Linked DNA regions of Homo sapiens: all the other regions are linked to region 1. A link is a loop called in an ENCODE intact Hi-C map of the cell type or tissue named here. Cell type or tissue: endothelial cell of umbilical vein. All regions are shown on one strand.

Region 1 (8,000 bases):
TAAAGGGAACATTAGACTGACACCAAAATCCTATTCTCAGGTTACTTCCGGCTTTGCCTTAAGGGGAAAGAGAATGTCCCAATCAAATGGAAAGTATACATGCAAATTGAGGGAAAATTATAGTTTCTTGTGTTAAAAGATAATTTTAAAAGGAGTTTATAATTATGACCCTTAAATAGATATAAAATAATAGCATATCAAAAAATTTATTTCAATCACTGATTTATAAGGGAACTAGTAAGAGATTACAACCAGTTCAAGAGAGAACTCCAGAGAATATACATACACAGGCAGATGAGGAAAACTGAAATGACTGTACAAAAGGACATGAGAAGGATCTATCCATTGGATAATAATCATTTGCATTCCACTGATACAACTCATTTTCATTTCTTTGTAATCATTTGCCTTTTTTTAAAATCAGTTTTCTTCCATTTACAGAGATATTAAGGCAGAGAGCAGTTAAATAACTTGCCAAAAATTCTCAACAGGTGAGTACCAAGAGCTGAGATGAGAAATCAGTTTAGAAATCAATCTAGCTTCCCCCAGGAACAAGTCTCACAGCTCCCTTGTATCAACCTCTTTTTTTCTTTCTCTCTTTTTTTTTTTTTTTTTTTTGTAGGGACAAGGTCTTGCTATGTTGCCCGGCCTGGTCTCAAACTCCTGGGCTTAAGCAACCCTCCCCAGTCCTGCCACCATAGCCTCCCAAAGCCCTGGGATTACAGGTGTAAGCTGCAAGAACTTCTTGAAAGGCAATTCAACATAGTGTTTAAAAGCATGCAGGAGTCCTGGGTTCAAATCTCCATTCCAGCTCTATCCAGGTATGTAAAACATGAATAATAATAGAACCTGCATACAGCATTTCGTGAAGATTAAATAGATTAATATATAAATTCTTAGAACAGTGCCTGACACATAGTTAGTTCCCAATAGGTTGTGATTATCATACTAAGAGCAAAAAATAAAATGAAACAATCTGGGTGCACCTGGAGTTTCCATCGGTTGCAAACTTTGTAAACAATCAGATAGTAATTTAAGCTTTGTGGGCTAAAATGGTCTAATGTTGCACATTCTTTCACCTTTTTTTTACAACCCTATAAAAATATAAAAACCGCTCTTAGCTCATGGGCCATATGCAAACAGGCCACAGGCTAGGACATCACCTATATTATGATATTTACCAGAAAGAAGCTAGTTATTGTAATAACCAAACTGGTTAAAATCTGTTCGTAACACATATGATCTTTCTACATACTCAGTACCCAAAATTGTCATTGTCAGGCCTCTGAGCCCAAGCTAAGCCATCATATCCCCTGTGACCTGCACATATACATCCAGATGGCCTGAAGCAACTGAAGATCCACAAAAGAAGTGAAAATTGCCAGTTCCTGCCTTAACTGATGACATTCCAGCATTGTGATTTGTTCCTGCCCCACTCTAACTGATCAATTAACTTTGTGACAATACACCCTCCCCACCCTTGAGAAGGCACTTTGTAATATCCTACCCCAACCCACTGCCCTTAAGAAGGTACTTTGTAATATTCTCCCCACCCTTGAGAATGTACTTTGTAAGATCCACCCGCTGCCCACAAAAAAATTGCTCCTAACTCCACTGCCTATCCCAAACCTATAAGAACTAATGATAATCCCACCACCCTTTGCTGACACTCTTTTTGGACTCCGGCTGCCTGCACCCAGGTGATTAAAAAGCTTTATTGCTCACACAAAGCCTGTTTGGTCGTCTCTTCACACGGACACACATGACATTTGGTGCCGAAGAGCTGGGACAGGAGGACTCCTTCAGGAGACCAGTTCCCTTGTCCTCGCCCTCACTCCATGAGGAGATCCACCTATGACCTCGGGTCCTCAGACCAACCAGCCCAAGGAACATCTCACCAATTTCAAATCAGGTAAACAGTCTTTTCAGTCTCTTCGCCAACCTCTCTTGCTATCCCTCCACCCTTCAATCTCTCTCTTCCTTAATTTCAGTTCCTTTCCCTTTCTGGTAGAGACAGAGAAGATGTGTTTTATCCATGAACTCAAAACTCCAGTGCCGGTCACGAACTCAGGAAGACAGTCTTCCCTTAGTGTTTAATCACTGCGGGGATGCCTGCCTGATTATTCACCCACATTCAGAGGCATCTGATCACCATGGGGATGCCTGCCTTGATCCTTCACCTTGGTAGCAAGCACCACCTCCTCTGGGTGGCAAGTACCACCCCCACCCTCTGTGTCTCTACCCTCTCTTTTCTCTGGGCTTGCTTCTTTCACTATGGGCAACCTTCCACCCTCCATTCCTCCTTCTTCTCCCTTAGCCTGTGTCCTCAAGAATTTAAAACCTCTTCAATTCTTGCCTGACCTAAACCCTAAGGGTCTTATTTTCTTCTGCAGCACTGCTTGGCCCCAATACAAACTTGATAATGGCTCTAAATGGCCAGAAAATGGCACTCTCGATTTCTCCATCCTACAAGACCTACATAATTTTAGTCGAAAAATGGGCAAATGGTCTGAGGTGCCTGATGTCCAGGCATTCATTTACACATCAGTCCCTCCTTAGTCTCTGCTCCCAATGCAACTCATCCCAAATCTTTCTTCTTTCTCTCCTGTCTGTTCCTTTAGTCTCCACCCCAAGCTCTGAGTCCTCTGAATCCTCCTTTTCTATGGACTCATTTGACCTCTCCCCTCCTCCCCAGGCTCCTCCTCACCAGGCCGAGCCAGGTCCCAATTCTTCCTCAGCCTCCACTCCCCCACCCTATAATCCTTCTATCACCTCCCCTCCTCATACCAGGTCTGGCTTACAGTTTTGTTCCACGACTAGCCCTCCCCCATCTGCCCAACAATTTCCTCTTAAAGAGGTGGCTGGAGCTAAAGGCATAGTCAAGGTTAATTTTTAAATGAACAGTGTTGTTTTTACCTAAATCAATCTGGCCTGGTATATGACAACATAAAAAAAAAAAACTCAAGGATAGAGCCCAAGAGCTCACCAAACAAGCAAAGAATTATGCTGAACCCCCTTGGACACTCTTTAATTGGATATCCTGGGTCCTCCCAATTCTTAGTCCTTTAATACCTGTTTTTCTCCTTCTTTTATTTGGACCTTGTATCTTCCGTTTAGTTCCTCAATTCATGCAAAACTGCATCCAGGCCATCACCAATCATTCTATACCACAAAAGCTCCTTCTAACAACCCCACAATATCATACCTTACCCCAAAATCTTTCTTCAGTTTAATCTCTCCCACTGTAGGTTCCCATGCCGCCCCAATCCTACTCGAAGCAGCCCTGAGAAACATCGCCCATTATCCCTCCATACCACCCCCAAAAATTTTCACCGCCCCAACACTTCACCACTATTTTGTTTTATTTTTCTTATTAATATAAGAAAACAGGAATGTCAGGCCTCTGAGCCCAAGCTAAGCCATCATATCCCCTGTGACCTGCACATATACATCCAGATGGCCTGAAGCAACTGAAGATCCACAAAAGAAGTGAAAATAGCCAGTTCCTGACTTAACTGATGACATTCCACCATTGTGATTTGTTCCTGCCCCACCCTAACTGATCAATTAACTTTGTGACAATACACCCTCCCCACCCTTGAGAAGGTACTTTGTAATATCCTCCCCCCACCCACTGCCCTTAAGAAGGTACTTTGTAATATTCTCCCCTGCCCTTAAGAAGGTACTTTGTAATATTCCCCCCACCCTTGAGAATGTACTTTGTAAGAACCACCCCTTGCCCGCAAAAAATTGCTCCTAACTCCACCGCCTATCTCAAACCTATAAGAACTAATGATAATCCCACCACCCTTTGCTGACTCTCTTTTTGGACTCCACCTGCCTGCACCCAGGTGATTAAAAAGCTTTATTGCTCACACAAAGCCTGTTTGGTGGTCTCTTCACATGGACGCATGTGACAGTCATCTCACTGGCAATTATATTGAATCAAACTATATAAAATTGCTATTTCTGTAGGTCAAGGGTTAATTTTTGGAAATTTTGTGTGGCTCAACCTGCCAGCAAAGGCATGTGAGCCGAGACCTGGATCACTCCTTGTCTTACTTTCCCTTTCTGTTTGCATCTGTAAGTTTTTTTGACGGGAAAATAAAGCCCATCAAACCTAATGTTTTGCATAATGGAAAACAAAATATATGAAAAGAGTTTGGGGGGAGGGGAAGATTGTTTTGCTGTTTTGTTTTGTGACTTTTCAGCCCATTATCTTCACTTCCTCTTCCTTGTTCTCTAGCTTCTTCCCTGGTTACCTCTTTTCCTGCCTTCGTATTTACCAGCTCTTTACTTTATTTCAATCATCTTCTTTCTAGCTTGTTTGTGTTTGTTTTTTCCTACCCTTAGGGGATTATACAGACTTTCAGACTACATGGTGGTAAGAATAATGGATTGTTCTGTGTTAAAAAAAATTCAGAATGGGAGAAAGTAGGGCTGTGTTCTGGAAGCAATGAGAGCCTGGGGCCTTGGAGGACTTTCTATGCCCAAGCCTCACAAAGAGAACATCTGGTGCGACACGCAGCTGGGAAAAGATCTAGTTTTTAAAAACAGACAAAGCCCTATTATATAAAGGGAAAAACATATCTTTTTTGTTGTTATTTCAAAGTTACAAGTGCTCCCTCTTCTGTCAACCTTTAGAATTTGTGCTCTCTTGGGCCACTCTGCATATCAAAGAAAAAAGTGGATAAATAAAAATAATGAAGCAGAATAAAGTTCTTCACTCATGGAAACTTGAATGTTGTAAGCAATGGAAGAATTCAGGGACACTACACGAGGAGTGATCCCTCTGTATTAAATGCAATGTCCCTGCCGGGGGTGGTGGCTCACGCTTGCAATCCCAGCACTTTGAGAGGCTGAGGTGGGCAGATCACATGAGGTCAGGAGTTCAAGACCAGCCTGGCCAACATGACAAAACCCCCTCTCTACTAAAAATACAAAAATTAGCCCGGCGTGGTGGCGCACACCTGTAATCCTAGCTACTGGAGAGGTTAAGGCAGGAGAATTGCTTGAACCCAGGAGGCAAAGGTTGCAGTGAGCCAAGATCATGCCACTGCCATGCAGCCTGGGTGACAGAGTGAGACTCTGTCTCAAAAATAAATAAATTAATTAATGATTAATAAATGCAATGTCCCATGGTGCTGTGGCCTGTGCTATTTGGATGGTCAGCTACTTCATTGCAACATGCACCAGTTTCCTGGAGGTTAGTTGCTAATTCTAAAAGGCTTCAGATAATTCACTGTGTATTGAGTCATGGCTTGATGACGACCTTGTTTACAAAGCTCATTCAAACAGCCCAGTTCCTGCCCGTTTGCTCTTTGACCCTGACCGAAATCCACCAGAAGGCGAGTGACTTACAATGGGATTATTCACATTTCTGCTTTTTGTTGCATTATTCACTTGAAACTAAAAAAAAAAAATCAAGGAGCAATTACTTCCAAGACTTTTCCAAACACATCACTGGGCGGGGGAGGGGTCTTCATCTGGGGGCAAGGCACTGCAAACTTCCAACATTAGGATATAATCTGTGAATGAGATAACCTATCAGTGGTGGCCTAGGCTCCAGCCTTCTGGTCAATCTCAGCAACTTGGAAGCAAAAAAGCAGAAACTGTTACATTGGTTGATACTTCTTTTACAAAAGGGATGCTCTGTTCTCTTTTGCAGCCAAAATCCACAGTGATCCACATAATACTCAGGAATCACCCAGAAGGGATTTCTATCTGAAAGGAGAAAGAAGCTCTGGGGCATGAATATACGTTGTCTTGTAAAAAAATAAATCAGTAATTCATGTGTGTATATTTTATACTCAATGGGAAAAAATGTTTTATTTAAAAAAACACTCAATATTTTACATGACATTGTGAAAAGGCAGCACGGAATTACTCATTTGCTTCCTTTTTTAAAGTTTTAGATGAAAAATAAACATTTAATCCCATCACTTGTTCTTAAATGTAATATTATTTTGTTGTCCTTTACACCCCAGTTGTCACAGGTCAGAAACCCTGAGAGAAGCCAAGATTGCTAAAATGAAACTTTACTTCTAGAAACAACCCCAGAATTAAATGTTTCTCCACTTGGCATGGAATTTGAAGATTGACTTTGAATGCCACCTTGGAATCTAGCATTAGCCAGTTACTGCAATAAAGAACAAAGGAAGGCTCAGAGGAAGTTGTAGGAAACCTCAGTGTGTCTGAGATGACCTGCAGCAGAGGCCATGCAACAAGGTCCCACCCCTGGGGACCTGGAGATGTCACCTGATAATTACGGTTTTGGTGAATAGTGATAAAGATGCCAAAAACAGTTTTACCAGCAAGCATGACTACCTAGCAATAGGATTAGACCTGTGGTAACTTTGTAACTTTGGTCTGATGTCATAGTTTTGTGTGTGTGTGTTTTTTTGTTTGTTTGTTTGTTTTTGGTGTGACCGGAGTTAGTAAAAGCTGAGAGAAGTAGAAAGATGAAATAAAACAAACAGTCCAAGGTTACCCTGCAAAAATTAACTCCAAGCCTGAGAATCAGTATGCAGAAAAAATAGCAACGTGTATAGTGTCAATTTCTTTTTGTCAGCTCCAGTTTATGAGAAGAAAATGATGGTAAAGAGTATAGCTAAAATTTTGGTCTTCTTTCAAGGTTTGCCATGTAGATAAATGTGTCTAGGAGTTTGTAAACCACAAAACAACAGGGAAACTCAATCCTCAAAACCTTCCATTTACAAATGAAAGCCTTCTCTTTACAGGGCTTACAGAAATAACCATACAAAATTAGCCACTTACTGTTATTTATAACCACATGGAATATGGCAAAATAATTTTGGCTTGATTCTTATTCCTGTTTATACTGATAATCCCAACTGCCATATATTCAAATTCCAGATAGATGAGGCACTAGAGGTCTTATGGAGTCTCTTTCTCTCTTTTCCTTTTTCCTTACCCAGTACTTTTTTTTTTTTACCCTTTCTCCTTGTAGTTCTGTGTGAAATATAAAACAATTTTTGAAAATGATGAAACACCCTGCATAATTAGATTTCATCATTTGTTCTCTTGCTTCTTTTGCCCCTCATTGTATAACAATTGCAGATCCTTTCTTTTCCTGAAATCATTATGTTTTCCCCCACTCCCTTACGTTACGCAATAAACTTGGAGTGATATTAACGTCTTGTTTTGAAATGAGGGAGAAAGAATAGAAAAAAAATGTCAAGGGCTTTTGGCTTTCTTAATGCCTTGTAGAGCATTTAGTGTTGTTCAATGCCTCATTTGATTCTCAAAAATATTAATCAAGGGTAACAAATGAGATGCCTTACTCAGAATGTGAGGACTAGCTCAAGAAACTGCCCAGCAACTGAAGTGAGTGCATTGGCTATGCACCTTGTTACCAGAATCTTTCTGCTGAGCTTGGAATTTAGTGTTTTGCACATTTCTTCTAACCTGGACATCTTACGTGGATGTGACTTTTAGTTTAGATTTAGGGAGGACATGTGTAGGTTTCTTATGTTGGCATATTGTGTAATGCTGAAGTTTGGGGTATGATTGATCCCGTCATGCGGGTGGTGAGCATAGTACCCAACAGCTAGGTTTTCAGCCCTTTCCCCTTCCTCCCTCCCCACTTTTAGAGTCTCCAGTATCTATCATTTCCATCTTCGCATCCATGTGTACATCCAGTGTTTAGCTCCCACTTATAAGTGAGAACATGTGGCATTTTGTTTTCTGTTCCTGCATTAGTTTGCTTAGGATAGCGGCCTCTGGATGCATCCATGGTGCTGCAAAGGACATGATTTCATTCTTTTTATGGCTGCATAGCATTCCATGGTGTACATGTACCACATTTTCTTTAGCCAGTCCACCGTGGATGGGCACCTAGGTTGATTCCATGTCTTTGCAGTTGTGAATAGTGCTGTGATGAATGTACAAATGCATGAGTCTTTTTGCCAGAAGTATTTATTTTCCTCTGGGTATGTACCCAGTAATGGGATCACTGGGTTGAATGGTATTAATAGTTC
Region 2 (8,000 bases), 66 kb before region 1:
TAAAAATGCAATACTCTATAGTCAATACGACCTTCTTAAAATTGTTAAGAATAAGAATGACTATTCTTATTGATGGCAAAGTACATTGAGAGAAGGTTAAGAGTAATGGATACCATTCAGGACATAGGCATGGGCAAAGACTTCATGTCTAAAACACCAAAAGCAATGGCAACAAAAGACAAAATTGACAAATGGGATCTCATTACACTAAAGAGCTTCTGTACAGCAAAAGAAACTACCATCAGAGTGAACAGTCAACCTACAAAATGGGAGAAAATTTTTGCAACCTACTCATCTGACAAAGGGCTAATATCCAGACTCTACAATGAACTCAAACAAATTTACAAGGAAAAAACAACCCCATCAAAAAGTGGGCGAAGGACATGAACAGACACTTGTCAAAAGAAGACATTTATGCAGCCAAAAAACACATGAAAAAATGCTCACCATCACTGGCCATCAGAGAAATGCAAATCAAAACCATAATGAGATACCATCTCACACCAGTTAGAATGGCAATCATTAAAAAGTCAGGAAACAACAGGTGCTGGAGAGGATGTGGAGAAATAGGAACACTTTTACACTGTTGGTGGGACTGTAAACTAGTTCAACCATTGTGGAAGTCAGTGTGGCGATTCCTCAGGGATCTAGAACTAGAAATACCATTTGACCCAGCCATCCCTTTACTGGGTATATACCCAAAGGAGTATAAATCATGCTGCTATAAAGACACATGCACACGTATGTTTATTGCAGCACTATTCACAATAGCAAAGACTTGGAACCAACCCAAATGTCCAACAATGATAGACTGGATTAAGAAAATGTGGCACATGTACACCATGGAATACTATGCAGCCATAAAAAATGATGAGTTCATGTCCTTTGTAGGGACATGGATGAAATTGGAAATCATCATTCTCAGTAAACTATTGCAAGAACAAAAAACCAAACACCACATATTCCCACTCATAGGTGGGAATTGAACAATGAGATCACATGGACACAGGAAGGGGAACATCACACTCTGGGGACTGTTGTGGGGTGGGGGGAGGGGGGAGGGATAGCACTGGGAGATATACCTAATGCTAGATGATGAGTTAGTGGGTGCAGCACACCAGCATGGCACATGTATACATAAGTAACTAACCTGCACAATGTGCACATGTACCCTAAAACTTAAAGTATAATAAAAGAAAAAAAAAATAAGTACCCCACCCCCCCAAAAAAAGAGTAATGGCTACTCAGTATCATTAAAAATATCTATAAAGCAATTATTGAAAATGGAAGCTATGTATGTATGCATTATTGGTAAATAAAAGGTGATGATATTTTTGTGGAAATAAATTGTACCCATTTATTCCTTCCATTTTTAACATTCAGAAGAGTTCATCATTGGGTTTTAGAGGATGAGTATTTTTATTACAGTGTAATTTATATACAATAAAAGTCAGCAATTTTAAATGTATAATTTGATGAGTTTTGACAAACACACTGATATATATTTTTTGACAAATATATGCATTTGACAAATATATGCATTTGTCAAAACTCATCAAATTGTGTGTGTGTGTGTGTATATATATAGGATTTATATATATATCATCCAATGCCTCAATTGTGGTATACAACTTTGCCATTTGCAACAAAAGTTCTCTCACACCCTTTGCTGACAATTCCGTCCTCTCACCATTGTTTGCATTATTTAATTTGTATGTAAACAGATCTCACTAGGCATCTCAGAGTGCAAATACTGGGTGTTAACTATGCGTATCTATATAGATGTGCTTTTTAAAATGTGTGTTCCGCTGCTGTTGTTTTAGTGTTCTGTAAATGTCAATTGGGATAAAGTCATTGACTGTCATTTAGACTTTCTATATCTCTTTTTAGATCTGATTATTCTGTCAGCTACTTAGAGTGTGTGTTAAAGTCTCCATCCACGTTTGTGGATTTATCTGCTTATCCTTATTTTTCTTCATAGATTTTGTCTCACATATTTTCACAATGTTATTAGGCAAATATACATTTAAAATTGTTATATCTTCCTAATGCACAGACCCTTTTATCATTTGTAGTGTCCCTCCTTATACTGAAGTCTATTTTTAATATTAACATAGTTCCTGCAGCTTTCTCCTGGCTATCTTGTTCATGGTATATCTTTTTCCATGTGTTTACCTTTAGTCTATTTGTGTCTTTGTAGTTCAAATGTATCTCTTGTACACAGCATATACTTAGTTCTTGCCTTTATATCAAGTATGAGTCTTTATCTTCTGATCGGAATGTTAAGTTCATTTACATTTAATGTAGTTATTCATAGGATTGTATCATTTAATATTTGTGTCTCTTTTTTCAGATATTGTAGTTATTACTATTGCCTTGTTTTTTCCTATCTTGCCTTTTACTGGCATTCAATTTTAATTTTTCTATTGGCTTTCTAGCAGCTTCTCTTCACATACATTTTAGTGGCTGCTCTGGGAATTACAACACATATTAAATTTATACTAATCTATATAGAGTTGATACTGACTTTCTTCTTGCATAATAAAGAACCTCTGTGATAGTATATTTCAATTTATTCCCATCCTTGCACCACATTTTGTTACATATCTCAACTATGTACATTATAAAAACCATCAATATAATGTAATGTTTTGCTTTAAAAAGCCATATTATATCAACAAAATTAAGGAAACAAAGAAAATACGCATCATTTATTTTATTTGCATATATTTTTACAATGCCTGGTGTTCTTTGTTTCTCCCTAAAGAACTGAAATGCCATCTAGTCTCATTTACCTTCAGATGAAATCATGTCCTTTAAGTTTTTGTTTTGTTTTATAGCAGGTCTATTGGCAATAAATTATTATTTCAGTTTCCATTTATCTGAAAATGTAATTTTTTCCAATTTCACATTTGAATAGTAGGTAGGCTGGATATCAAGTATCTGATTCACAGTTTCTTTATTTTCTTTCAGCACTTTGAATATGTTATCCCAGAGTCATAAATACTTCTTATATACTGATAAGATTTATACCTATTTCAAAAGAGCTAAACTTTTACTGGCTTAAATTCTAATATCACTATCTTGAATAGTATGGATATCATATGGACAGTGAATCTTAAAATACCATACGTGTGTGTGTGTGTGTTTGTGTGTGTGTGGTGTGTGTTAAACTAGCATTTAACACTGGTGTGTATTTGAATCTGTCAAATTTTGAAATTTGCATTGACTATTCTTTTTAAAAATAAGACCACAGTTTCTACTGTATCTTGAGGTTATTTAGGACCAATAATAGTAAAATTATGTCATTGCCATATACCTTCTCTAAGAGGTACAACCAAGTGGATTCTCTCTTAAGCCTGAAGTTCATAAAGTTTCCATTAGCCCATTTTGCTTCCAAGCATTTATTAAACACTTTTTGGAGAACTCAATATGAGTTGGATATAGTTCTGCTTTTTGAAATGCTTGTAATCAAATTAGGAAGAGAAAATATAAACACTTGGGAAGATTAAAGAATATTTATAAGTACACAATTAGAGCTAGTTTGCTGCTTTAATCAATCTTCTACCAAAATGTAAACAAAGAAAACACCACATCATGATTAAGGCAGTAAAAAGTGGTGGAAAGCAGAAACACTTCTTAGAACAATCCTCTAAAAGTACAAGATACATGATTATCTACATGTGTAAAACATAATTAAGCAAGATTTTCTGAGTCAGGGAGATGATGGTCTGAGCTTTCTCTGCCAGTTTTGTGCACACCTTTCCTTCTGGGAAACAATAGATGACTAAAATTCACTCTCTTCCTGCAGTGAATGCTGCTGAATGGCACAGTGATTAAGATCTTGACCTAAATTTAATCTGGGATCTGCCATTTATCATCTACACAGACTTTGTTTCATTACCCGGAAAATGGAAATATCAGTACCCACTTCAGAGGGTGACCATAGCAACCAAAAATGACAAAAGCAATACCAGCACCAAGCAGCTGCCTGGCTGTTCCCAGAACTCCAAGTTCTCTCACATCCTGGATGGTTCCCTTCCTGCTCCTATTCCCTCAATTCTTCAGTGACACATCAAAATGTACCTGTTTTTTCTTTCTTTTTTTTTTTTTACTTCATTTCCCAAGGGCCAACTGAGATGTCTGCAAATAATGCACTAAACAAATTTATTTCAATGGAAGAATTCATGCTGTCATCCAAAGAAACAGTACAAACTAGCTCAATCTTTGTTATCTGAAGGTACTTGGGAGGTCAGTGGGAGAGATATCCCGGGGCAGGCAGAGTTTCAGCACCAAAAAGGATTTTTATTCAGCCTATGGATCCAACTAGCATTGATACCACAGACACCCACATTTTTGGGAAAATGAGACTGACAACTGTGTCAAATGAGCTTATGTTTTGTACCTGCTCTTTTGCAAGGAAAACCCTGCCCAACTCTTCACGTGGCTTTATGTGAGCCCAAGATCTGGTGCTGTTGTCACCTGATATATCTGCAAAGGAAATCCATTATTACAAACCTAGAACCACACAGAGCATGGTGAACTGTAAAAAGTTGATGACTGACTGGCAGATATTTACATTTCAGAGGCCAGTGAGAAAACTGGAACTGAAAACATTATATTACTCCCAACATGTCATAACTAGTTATATTTATAGGCCACAAAAGGCAGGAAACATATTGCTGCGTGAAAGGTAATTCCTTTTGCTTCTTATGGCCAATCTTATACTATCCTTCTTTTCTTCTCATAGTCTATAAAATTATTTTAACTTCTCTTTGTTTTCTTTTTACTCTGTGTAGACACTATACCAAATTGTATTTGAAAGATACGTTCAATTAAAATTAATTTATTGGCATGGAAGAAACAATTCTGATGCCTAATGAACCAACTCTTCACTTTTCTTTTTTCTTTTCTTTTTTTTTTTTTGAGATGGAGTTTCGCTCTTGTTGCCCAGGCTGGAGTGCAATGGCGCGATCTCAGCTCACCGCAACTTCCGACTCCTGCCTCAGCCTCCCGAGTAGCTGGGATTACAGGCATGCGCCACCACACCCAGCTAATTTTTTTGTATTTTTAGTAGAGACAGGGTTTCTCCATGTTGGTCAGGCTGGTCTGGAACTGCCGACCTCAGGTGATCTGCCCGCCTCGGCCTCCCAAAGTCCTGGATTACAAGCATGAGCCACTGTGCCCGGCCAACTCTTCACTTTTCAGCCAGGTAAACTAGGGTCAAGGAAATATGGTTTCTGTCTCTCTGTCCTGGGCTCCTGCCTATTCCAGTTTCTGTGCTTTAAATTGCTTTTCTGCTTTCTTACCTCTCCTTCTCTCTAGGCCTGTGCAAATTTCAAATTTCAACGAAGTCTTTTAAAGACTTTATTGAATTAAAACTATAGGGGAGGATTTTTCCTGCAATTAAAAAAATATGTACAATCGTCTAAGATCCCAGAGAGGCCAAGAAATACATTGAACAAGAGATGCTAAAGAGAACAGGGAAGATATGCAGTGTCTTTAAGTGGTCGGAACTGAGTGTCTCAAGAGACATCCTTTTTCTCCTTCAATAAGGAGACCATTACCAGCTGTGAAAGGATTGAGGGAAGAAATTAAACCATCACCACCACAGAGTAGAGGGCAAATAGCAAGATTTTGAAAGATGAGAGGCTTAATGTTCTTTTTATAAATTCCAGAATGTCCTTACTCTTTTTTTTTGATAATTTAAAATTTGTGTCCTGATCCTTCCCCTCACAACTAAGAAAAATATAGATGAGACCTACAGGAAGACCTCGAAGATATTGTAGGTTTCATTCCAGATGACCGCAATAAAGTTAATATCAAAATAAAGCAAGTCACACAATTTCTTTGGTTCCCAGTGCATATGAAAGTTATGTTCACACTCTAGTTTACTGAGTGTGCAATAGCATTATGTGCAAAAAAATGCACATATCCTAATGAAAAAGTACTTTATTGCTAAAAAGAAAACGCTAACGATCATCTGATCCTTTAGCAAATCATAATCTTTTTGCTGGTAGAAGGTCTTGCCTCAATATTTATGGCTATGACTGATCAGGGTGACGATTGCTGAAGATTGGGGAGCTGTTGCAATTTCTTAAAATAAGACAACAACGAAATTTGCTGCATCAATTGACTCTTCCTTTCACAGAAGATTCCTCTGTCTCATACAATAATGTTTGATAGCATTTTACCCACAGTAGAATTTCTTTCAAAATTGGACTCAATCATCTCCAACCCTGCTGCTGTTTCATCAATTACATTTATATAATATTCTAAATCTTTGTGTCCCTTCAACTACATTCACAGTATCCTCATCAGGAGTAAATTCCTCTTGAAGAATCCACTTCTTCATCATCTATAAGAAGCAATTCCTTGTCCATTCAAGCTTTATCATGAGATTGCAGCAATTCAGTCACATCTTCAGGCTTCACTTCTAATTCTAGTTCTCTTGCTATTTTCACCACATCTGCAGTAACTTCCTCCACCAAAGTCTTGGACTGCCTCAAAGTCATCCATGACAGTTGGAATCAACTTCTTCTAAGCTCCTGATAATGTTGATATTTTGATCTCCTTCCATGAATCACAAATATTATTAATGTAATTAGTAAATGTAATTAATCTAGAATGATGGATCCTTTCCAGAAGGTTTTCATTTACTTTGCCAAGCTCCCTCAGAAGAAAAATTATCTATGGCAGCTATAGCGTTATGAAATGTCTTTCTTAACTAATAAGACATGAAAGCTGAAATTCTTCTTGATCCATGGGCTGCAGAATAGATGTTGTGTTAGCAGGCATGGAAACAACGTTCATCTCTTTGTATATCTCAAACAGAGCTCTTGACTAAGTGCATTGCCAATGAGCAATAGTATTTTGAAAAGAATCTTTTTTCTGAGTAGTAGATCTCAACAGTGGGCTTAAAATATTCAGTGAACCATGCCATCAACAGATATTCTGCCATGCAGGCTTTGTTGTTCCATTTATGGAGTACAGGCAGAGTAAATTTAGCATCATTTGAGGGCCTGAGGATTTTTTTGAATGGTAATTGAACATTGGCTTCAACTTAAGCTACCAGCGACATTTTTATCACCTAACAAGAGAGTCAGCCTGTCCTCTGAAACTTTGAAGCCAGGTAATAGCTTTGATTCTCTAGCTATGGGAAAAGTCCTAGATGGCAGCTTCTTCCAATAGAAGGCTGTTTCATCTACATTGAAAAACTATTGTTTAGTGTAGCTATCTTCATCAATTATGTTAGCTAGGTCTTCTGGATAATTTGCTGCAGCTTCTATATCAGCACTTGCTGTTTCACCTTGCACTTTTATGTTATGGAGATGGCTTCTTTCCTTAAACCTCATGAACCAACTTCTGCTAGCTTCCAATTTTACTTCTGCAGCTTCCTCACCTGTCTTAGCCTTCACAGAACTACAGAGAATTAGGGCCTTGCTCTGGATTAGGCTTTGGTTTCAGAGAATGCTGTGGCTGGTTTGGTCTTCTATCCAGACCCCTAAAACTTTCTCCATATTGGTAATAAGGCTGTTTTGCTTACTTATTCATATGTTCAGTGAAATAGCACTTTCAAATAGCACTTTTCCTTTGCATTCACAAATTTGCTGTTTGGCACAAGAGGCCTAGCTTTCAACCTATCTCAGCTTTCAAAATGCCTTCTTCACTAATCTTATGATTAAAATGAGAAACATGTGACTTTTCCACTAACTTAAACACTCAGACGCCATGTAGGGTTATTATCTGGCCTAATCCCAATATTGTTGTGTCTCAGGGAATGGGGAGGCTGAAGGAGAAGGAGAGAGATAGGGAAACAGCCTGTCAGTGGAGCAGTCAGAATACACAAATTTATTCATTAAGTTTGCTATCTTACATGGGAATGGTCTGTAGTGGCCCAAAACAATTGCAATAGTAACACCAAAGATCACTGTTCACAGATCATCATAACAGATATAATAATAATTTAAAAGATTAAAATATTGCTAGAATTACCAAAA
Region 3 (8,000 bases), 180 kb before region 1:
ACTTACTACCTTGAGAGAAACAAGGCACACACTTGGTGTCAGGGAGGAAGTGAAAGAATAAATGCCTTGACCTCCTGTCTCCCCTGTCCTTCCTAATGGGCTTGCCATTGGTGATGTCCACCAGAAGACATCTGTTACATCAGCCTTTGGAGTAGACAAGAATGAGGGCTGGTACAGAGGGGTACGTGGTCATCGTCTAGCACAGAGGGTACCATCTCTTAGCTTGTTCTGCACAGATGCTCTGGAACCTCTGATATTGCTTTCTAGTTTTGTGGTGCCTCTACCAATACTCTAGATGAAAGGGATGGAGTTTCCTCCTGTTATATGACTATATCGCGTTTGCTTTCCCATATTTAGTCTAAGAATACTTATTACCTTATCTTTTATGTTTAAGATCTACTTGTATGTATTTTGGTTTGTTACTTGGTAAAACTCACTGAAAAAAAAAATAGAATTCCTAATGTATGCTCATTCTTATGCAGTTAAACAGAGTTTCGACCTGGAGGAGTACAGCCTCTCACAGTCTACCCTGGAGCAGGTGGGTCATTTTTAGTGATTCTATATCATCCATGGAATATACATGTATAATGCATTCGCCTGGAGCTGCAGGAGGCAGTATGGCATTGTTCTCCTCTCTTTATTTCTTTCCTTCCTTTTAGGTTTTCCTGGAGCTCTCCAAGGAGCAGGAGCTGGGTGATCTTGAAGAGGACTTTGATCCCTCGGTGAAGTGGAAACTCCTCCTGCAGGAAGAGCCTTAAAGCTCCAAATACCCTATATCTTTCTTTAATCCTGTGACTCTTTTAAAGATAATATTTTATAGCCTTAATATGCCTTATATCAGAGGTGGTACAAAATGCATTTGAAACTCATGCAATAATTATCCTCAGTAGTATTTCTTACAGTGAGACAACAGGCGATGTCAGTGAGGGCGATCATAGGGCATAAGCCTAAGCCATACCATGCAGCCTTTGTGCCAGCAACCAAATCCCATGTTTCCTACTGTGTTAAGTTTAAAAATGCATTTATTATAGAATTGTCTACATTTCTGAGGATGTCATGGAGAATGCTTAATTTTCTTTCTCTGAACTTCAAAATATTAAATATTTTCTTATTTATTTTTTTGATTAAAGTATAAATTAAGACACCCTATTGACTTCCGGGTAAGGGGAGTCAATTGATTACCCAGCAGCACAGTATTTGCTTTTTATAATTCCCTTTTTAAATACTTGTTCTTAATTCACTGGTTTTCCTTTTCTGTCATTTTTCAGAGTTTAGATTGTGAGTCCATGTTTTGTCTGTTGTGCCTATAAAGGAAATTTGAAATCTGTATCATTCTACTATAAAGACACATGCACACGTATGTTTATTGCAGCACTGTTTACAATAGCAAAGACTTGGAACCAACCAAAATACCCACAAATGATAGACCGGATAAAGAAAACGTGACACATATACACCATGGAATACTATGCAGCCATAGAAAAGGATGAGTTCATATTCTTCACAGGGACATGGATGAAGCTGGAAACCATCATCCTCAGCAAACTAACACAGGAACAGAAAACCAAACACCGCATGTTCTCACTCATAAGTGGGAATTGAACAATGAGAATACATGGACACAGGGAGGGGAACACCACACCCTGGGGCCTGTTGGGGGGATGGGGGCTAGGGGAGGGATAGCATTAGGAGAAATACCTGATGTAGATGATGGGTTGATGGGTGCAGCAAAGTACCATGGCACATGTATACCTGTGTAACAAACCTGCACATTCAGCACATGTATCCCAGAACTTAAAGTATAATAAAAATAAATAAATAATTTCAGTAAGAACCTGATCAAGTTGAACATGTATATATATGTTATACACAAGTTTGAAACATATTTCTGTTTTTATATGTTTTCTTATGATGCAAGGGCATACTCTTATGCAAATAATTAAAACTTCATAGGTCTTAATTTCCCATATCTCTATATATTATTATGACCTATCCAACTGGTAACCCTATGAACACCTTAAAATAAACTTGTATACTCTTATTTAGGTGAGTTTTTCTTGTTAATACTATTATTATTGCTATCTAATTGAATACTTGAAGGAAGTTGTGTGAAAGACCTTGGCTTTGATTTTAGTTCTTATATTCTTCTAGTTTTTGAAAATAAAACACTTCCATCAACCCGTAAGAATATTCGTCTGAGACCTTGGGCCAAGGGCCCCAGACTTCTTATTTTTTTTAAAAAAGAGACATTAATACTGATCCTACTGAGTCACTTGACTTTTATAAGTCACAAATGAGTTGATACAAGTCAACCCATTGAAAACTATAGTTCACTTTACGTACATCAGTAATAGAGTAAGTGTTTCTTGCAGTGAGCCAAATTTCCAAAGACTGTGCCATTATCATTGTATATAAGGCCTATGCCTTAAATAAGACTTGATTTTATAAGACTGGGTTCATCCGCACTAATGACACACTCAGACTCAGGACTTCAGTGAAGCAGTTTTCAACAAGAAAGTGTCAATGTGCTATATGTTGGGAGCTGATGAAGAAACACATCATTTCAGTATTCTAAGAGTATGTTCCCAAAGCTAAAAAAAAATGCCAATAATAATCTCAGTGAAAGTGTGTTAAGCAAAGGATTTATATCCAACAGTTCTATAAAAGAAAGTGAAATAGTAAACTTGGAAGCATAATATGATCATGGCAATATTATCATTATTTATTAGACTAAGAATACACATTATAACTAGGTTCTGTACATATATTGATTATTTTATGCAATCTTCATAATAACATTACCAACAAATATTCTTATTTATATTTGGCACTGTGAGAGGCAGAATTTCCAAAATGGCCCAGTAGAGATCTGCCTCCCTAATCTCTGGACCCTAAGAATATGACACAATATTGCTTCATTGTCTCTGTTATATTTCATGACACCTTTGACATTAGGAAAAGAAAGATTATCTGTGTGGGCCTGATCTAATCATCTGATGCCTTAAACGTAGAGAGCTTTCTTAGAATAGTGGCAGAAGGGGAAGTCATAGAGATTTGAAACATGAAGACTTGTTGCTCTGTGTCTGTTTTTGAAGATGGGAGGGTCATGGGGAAGGAAGGTGGGTGTCCTCTACTGTGGTAACTTAAAGAAAACAAACAAAAGAAAAAGAAAACCCTGAACTGCCACAGACCACTGTGAGGTATTAAGATATAGAGATTGTTGAGATTTAGGGGTTGGTTACAACAGATAGTCAGCATTACATCGACTAGTACAGTAGTTCATGCCAAGAAAACAATGAAAGCAAAAACCTAGGGTAAGAATCTCTCAAGCATGCAGGGCACTGATGCAATTGCAATTGAACTGTTCCATGCTTCCTATTGCCATTCCTTACCTGGTGCAGAACTCTGCAAGAGTGATCCTTCCTACTGTCTTCCCACGTGTTTATCTGTGTTGACTCTCTGGCTAGTGGATACTTCCTTCATTCTCAGTGTATTCACATTGCACCAACCTGAAAGTGTCTAGCCAAGCAATAGTAACTTGCCTATTACTAGTGCTAAAATAAATTATCTTCTTGTTTTGATTTACTGAGTTATATTCATGGAAATTGCAAAGCAAAAGAGTGGAAATCTTGTGCTAAAATCACTGTCTTGACCGGGTGCAGTGGCTCACACCTGTAATCCCAGCACTTTGGGAGGCTGAGGCGGGCGGATCACGAGGTCAAGAGATCGAGACCACCCTGTCTCCACTAAAAATACAAAAATTAGCTGGGTGTGGTGGCGCGCACCTGTAGTCCCAGCTACTTGGGAGACTGAGGCAGGAGAATCGCTTGAACCCAGGAGGCGGAGGTTGCAGTGAGCTGAGATCCCACCACTGCACTCCAGCCTGGCGACAGAGTGAGACTCCATCAAAAAGAAAAAAAAAGTCACTGTCTTGAAATGAAACTCTTATCATAAGTTGGTGGAAATATTTTAATGTCTCCTCCAAACCCCTCTTCGGACACAATCCAACCCAAGACACAATGCCTTTGGATGAGTTTATCCTTTAACTTAATATAAAAAAACTAGGAAGGAATATCTCCACTTAGATTAAAAGTTATATTGCATGAATGTTTGGAGTATTTGAAATAGAAGGTAAGAATAACTTATTTTGAAGCCTCAATAAATGAAAATATTACAAGGATTATAAAGAAATAATTTTAATGATACTTAGTTTATTCTTATATGAGATGTGAGTTTCTCAACAGTGGCACGATTGACATTTTGTATTGGAAACTTCTTTGTTGGAGTGGTGGTGGGGGAGGCTGTCCTGTGAATTGTAAAATATTTTGCAGCATCTCTGCTCTCTTATCCACCAGATGGCAGTACCACTCCCCAAGTGTGACAACCCAAAATATTTCCAGAAATTTCCAAAATCTCCCCTAATCCTCTAGATTTATATGTTATTTAAACCAACTGCTCGATAATTTTATCTTTAGTAAAAAAATGAGGAATTCAGAACAGTTGATCTCCTTTATTTAGAAATTTTGGGTTCTGTGCTTAGCACATTCGGCCAACCTGCAAAAATTGTCCTTTGAGAACAAATCTAGTAAATTAGCAATACAAATGTTCAGTAATTAATAGAAATATCTATAGACATTGGAATACATTTTGTTTGACGTTCACGTCCCTTTGAATATTTTCAAGACGGCACGGGCCTCAGTGATGTCACATAATAATCTGTAGATTATTTCTGTGAGGGAAAATAAAGACCTCAACAAACTGTAGTATATACTGAATCAGCAAAACTTCTGACAAAGCAAGTGTGGCAAAGACTGTTGAAAATAAAATGAAGTCTCTCTTTCTGGGGTGGCACCGTAAAAAGCCATTCCTTGGGTTGTCTTGACAGGAAAGGTTAATGCTGAAGTGGATGTGTTAGCTTACTGGGAAAAAAAGACCTTGACTCAGCACCGACTCCTCACATGAACCCTGGGAGTGCATTTAAACCAGCGCTACACAATAATCTTAGAATTCTTGGTGGAAAAGGACCTCGAAGGCCGGACACACACCTGTAATCCCAGCACTTTGAGAGGCTGAGGTGGGAGAATTGCTTAAGGCCAGGAACTTGAGACTAGCCTGGACAATATAGCAAGATCCCATCTCTACCAACACACACACACACACACACACACACACACACACACACACACACTCACACACAAACACCTTTTTAATTAGCTGAGCACAGTGGCATGAACATGTAGTTCCAGCTACTCGAGAGGCTGAGGTGGGAGGGTGGCTTGAGTTCAGGAGTTTGAGGCTGCAGGAAGCTATAATTGCACCACTGCACTCCAGCCTGGGCAATAGGTGAGACTCTGTCTTTTAAAAAATAAAAATAAAGGACCTCAGCGATCCTACTGTGATTTGCTTGTTTTACAAATGTAGAACCTGACAAATTTCATTACTTGCTCTTAGAGAATAGAGAGACGTTTATCTCAGGTCACAGTAAACTTTTGCAGACTTATTTTTGGGAAATGCACTATAGAATATAAACTCAGTTTTAATATCTCTTTACATATAATAAAATATAAGATTGTAACTAGAGGCTGGATAATGGCTTACAGTTCTTCCCTCACTAATAGATGCATAGTAAATCATAATGAGTTTGACCAGGAGAAGAGTCTCTTTTATGATTGGCTTAGTTTGAATTTTTACCCTTCCCTGTATAGGTTCATGCTTTCCTAGAACCACACTGCCCAGTCCTTCATTTAGGATCCTTAATGCTGAACAAATTTTAAGGTGGAGCCCATTGACTGACATGGTTGAGTTCAGGAAGCAATGAGCTGAAAATGGTGGAAAAGACTGTCCTATTAAAAAAAAAAAGGATGGAAAATTTAAGCAAAAATGTTTCTATCAGATAATGTGGATTTCATATTGTCCTTTTTATTATTTATCTTCTGCTAAACTCATGTGTTATTCTAACACTTTGAGTAGCTCCATTTGCTAAATATTTGGTTATTATCTCACTATTTTGAAACTCTGTCTTGTTAATTATGTCATTCATTTTAGATAATCAAAAGAGAACTTACAGTTTCAAGGCCCATCCATACTTTGACCTGCCTTCCAACCCTAACTAACTTCATCTCCTTTCTTTGTCACTTAAACTATATTTTCAAGGTCACATTTTGCCTTCCCCCAAACCCATCCTAAACTCCCAAACTCAAGTCTTGCAGTTTTCCACTTTTCCAGTCGGAGCTGAGCATTGCTGGAGAAAATCATTTATCATGCTTGCCGAATGCAATAGATAGAACAGTGTGTATATGTATTTAATTTGCATCTGTCAATATACTACAGGATTAATGTCCTTGGGGATTCAAGACACATGAAAATTGTATAGGTAATGTTGTTTTGGCTTAGAAAAAATAAACTCTACATTCTTAAAAAATGTCCCATGTTACATTTTTCTCAACTAGGATTCTGATTAAATTTTACTCCTATTATTCAAATTGAAAATCTTTCTCAACACCCTAGAGAGTAGGTATTCTACGTTGCTAATCAGAAGACTGATATTCTTAAAGCTCAGCTGAACATGTGTTAGGTTTATGAACACTAAGTAATAAAATAAAGGAACTATGACTTTAAAATATGTTTCCAAAGAAAGTCTAGACCACAGCAGGATTCTAGGCAGATACCTGGAGTTTCATGTGCTGCAGGCCAAACCAGCTATTCCCTCCTGCTCCCACTCCACTACCACAAACTAAGGAACAATCTTCTCAAAGACAGTAATTGGAATTGATTATGCACCTCCCACTAAAAAAGCAAGCAGGCCAGGTGCAGTGTCTCACAACTGTAATCCCAGCACTTTGGGAGGACGAGGCGGGTGGATCACGAGGTCGGGAGATGGAAACCATCCTGGCTAACACGGTGAAACCCTGTCTCTACTAAAAATACAAAAAATTAGCCGGGCATGGTGGCCAGCACCTGTAGTCCCAGCTATCCGGGAGGCTGAGGCAGGAGAATTGCTTGAACCTGCAAGGCAGAGCTTGCAGTGAGCCGATATTGTGCCACTGCACTCCAGCCTGGGCAACAAAGCAAGACTCTGTCTCAAAACAAAAACAAAAAAAAACAAAAAAAAGCAAAAGCAAGCAAACCCTTTCTAATTAACCACATCAAGTTTCTGTTTACTGAAATCATCATTAAAAGTCTAAGACTCCCAGATTATCCATCAGCACTAGAGCTCTTATCCGCATGTAGTCTTCTCATCCTTAGATCTTTGCCTTCCACTTTGTTCAACCCCACCCATCTGACAACCAGAGAAAGCCGAGCCTTAGCTAATAATTCAACTTCATTTGGAAGGTGTAAGTCTAGGGCAGTGAGCGTAAGAAAAAGGGGAAGAAGGTAAGGAAAGATATGAAACAGATTTTATGTGCGCTGCTGGGCTGGCTGCTGCTCCATCATGAGCTGAGAAAAAAGCAAGCCGGTTGCTAAGCCAGTATGTTCACTCACTTCATAGGATTTCTCTGGAATGGCTGCAAGTGGGTACTTGCAGATGTAGTCCATGAAAGAAAGAAAGAAAAGTAAATTTATCTTCCAAGCAATATCCTATTTCTATTTTCCTGTTGTATAAGGTTTAGCCCACAGTGTATTAGTTTTCATGCTTTTTAAAGATTTCCCCCTTGGGAAAATGGATCCGATAACTGATTGTGTGTTGTTAAGTCACAAATTGAGGGCCAGCCCTTATCAATAAGGCTTGGCAGGCAGAGAATAAAGGCCACCAGACCCAGGGCTATACCTGGGATTACAGTCCTTTTGGAGAGCTCTGCAAGAGCACCAGCAAAGGGGGATATGGCAGTACAGCCTGGCAGGTGGGTGGTGGCTTTCTAAAGAAGGAGATGGGGCCAGGTGCAGTGGCTCACGCCTGTAATCCCAGCAATTTTGGAGGCTGAGGAGGGCGGATCACCTGAAGTCAGGAGTTTGAGACCAGCCTGACCAATATGGTGAAACCCGTCTCTACAAAAAAAACA

Evidence for each region. A loop is a pair of places that touch in the nucleus more often than their neighbours do. Peaks named below come from ENCODE experiments on the same cell type or tissue, not always from the same donor. Only the 100,000 strongest peaks of a DNase experiment are listed, where the experiment ranks them.
Region 2: a loop joins it to region 1, with 1.9 times the contacts of the local background. A loop is called at or near these places in 10 of 110 quality-filtered maps.
Region 3: a loop joins it to region 1, with 11 times the contacts of the local background. A loop is called at or near these places in 28 of 110 quality-filtered maps.

What each region holds. Positions count from the first base shown.
Region 1 is chr17:68,791,373-68,799,372 of GRCh38, reverse strand. No RefSeq gene overlaps it. Among named protein-coding and RNA genes, the nearest start is that of ABCA8, 160 kb to the left of the region's middle. In endothelial cell of umbilical vein, a CTCF peak has its summit at 4,647 (motif pointing left); DNase peaks (open chromatin) are centred at 4,532 and 5,302; H3K27ac peaks cover 2,184 bases.
Region 2 is chr17:68,857,727-68,865,726 of GRCh38, reverse strand. The region is part of intron 1 of LOC105371874 (a long non-coding RNA gene); the gene reads right to left. Among named protein-coding and RNA genes, the nearest start is that of ABCA8, 94 kb to the left of the region's middle. In endothelial cell of umbilical vein, no CTCF peak of the experiment used is centred here; a DNase peak (open chromatin) is centred at 3,886; H3K27ac peaks cover 695 bases.
Region 3 is chr17:68,968,673-68,976,672 of GRCh38, reverse strand. ABCA9 (ATP binding cassette subfamily A member 9) reads left to right here. Exons shown (of 39, transcript NM_080283.4): 38 at 483-538; 39 at 660-2,185. The coding sequence ends at 758. Among named protein-coding and RNA genes, the nearest start is that of ABCA8, 17 kb to the right of the region's middle. In endothelial cell of umbilical vein, a CTCF peak has its summit at 4,354 (motif pointing right); a DNase peak (open chromatin) is centred at 4,342.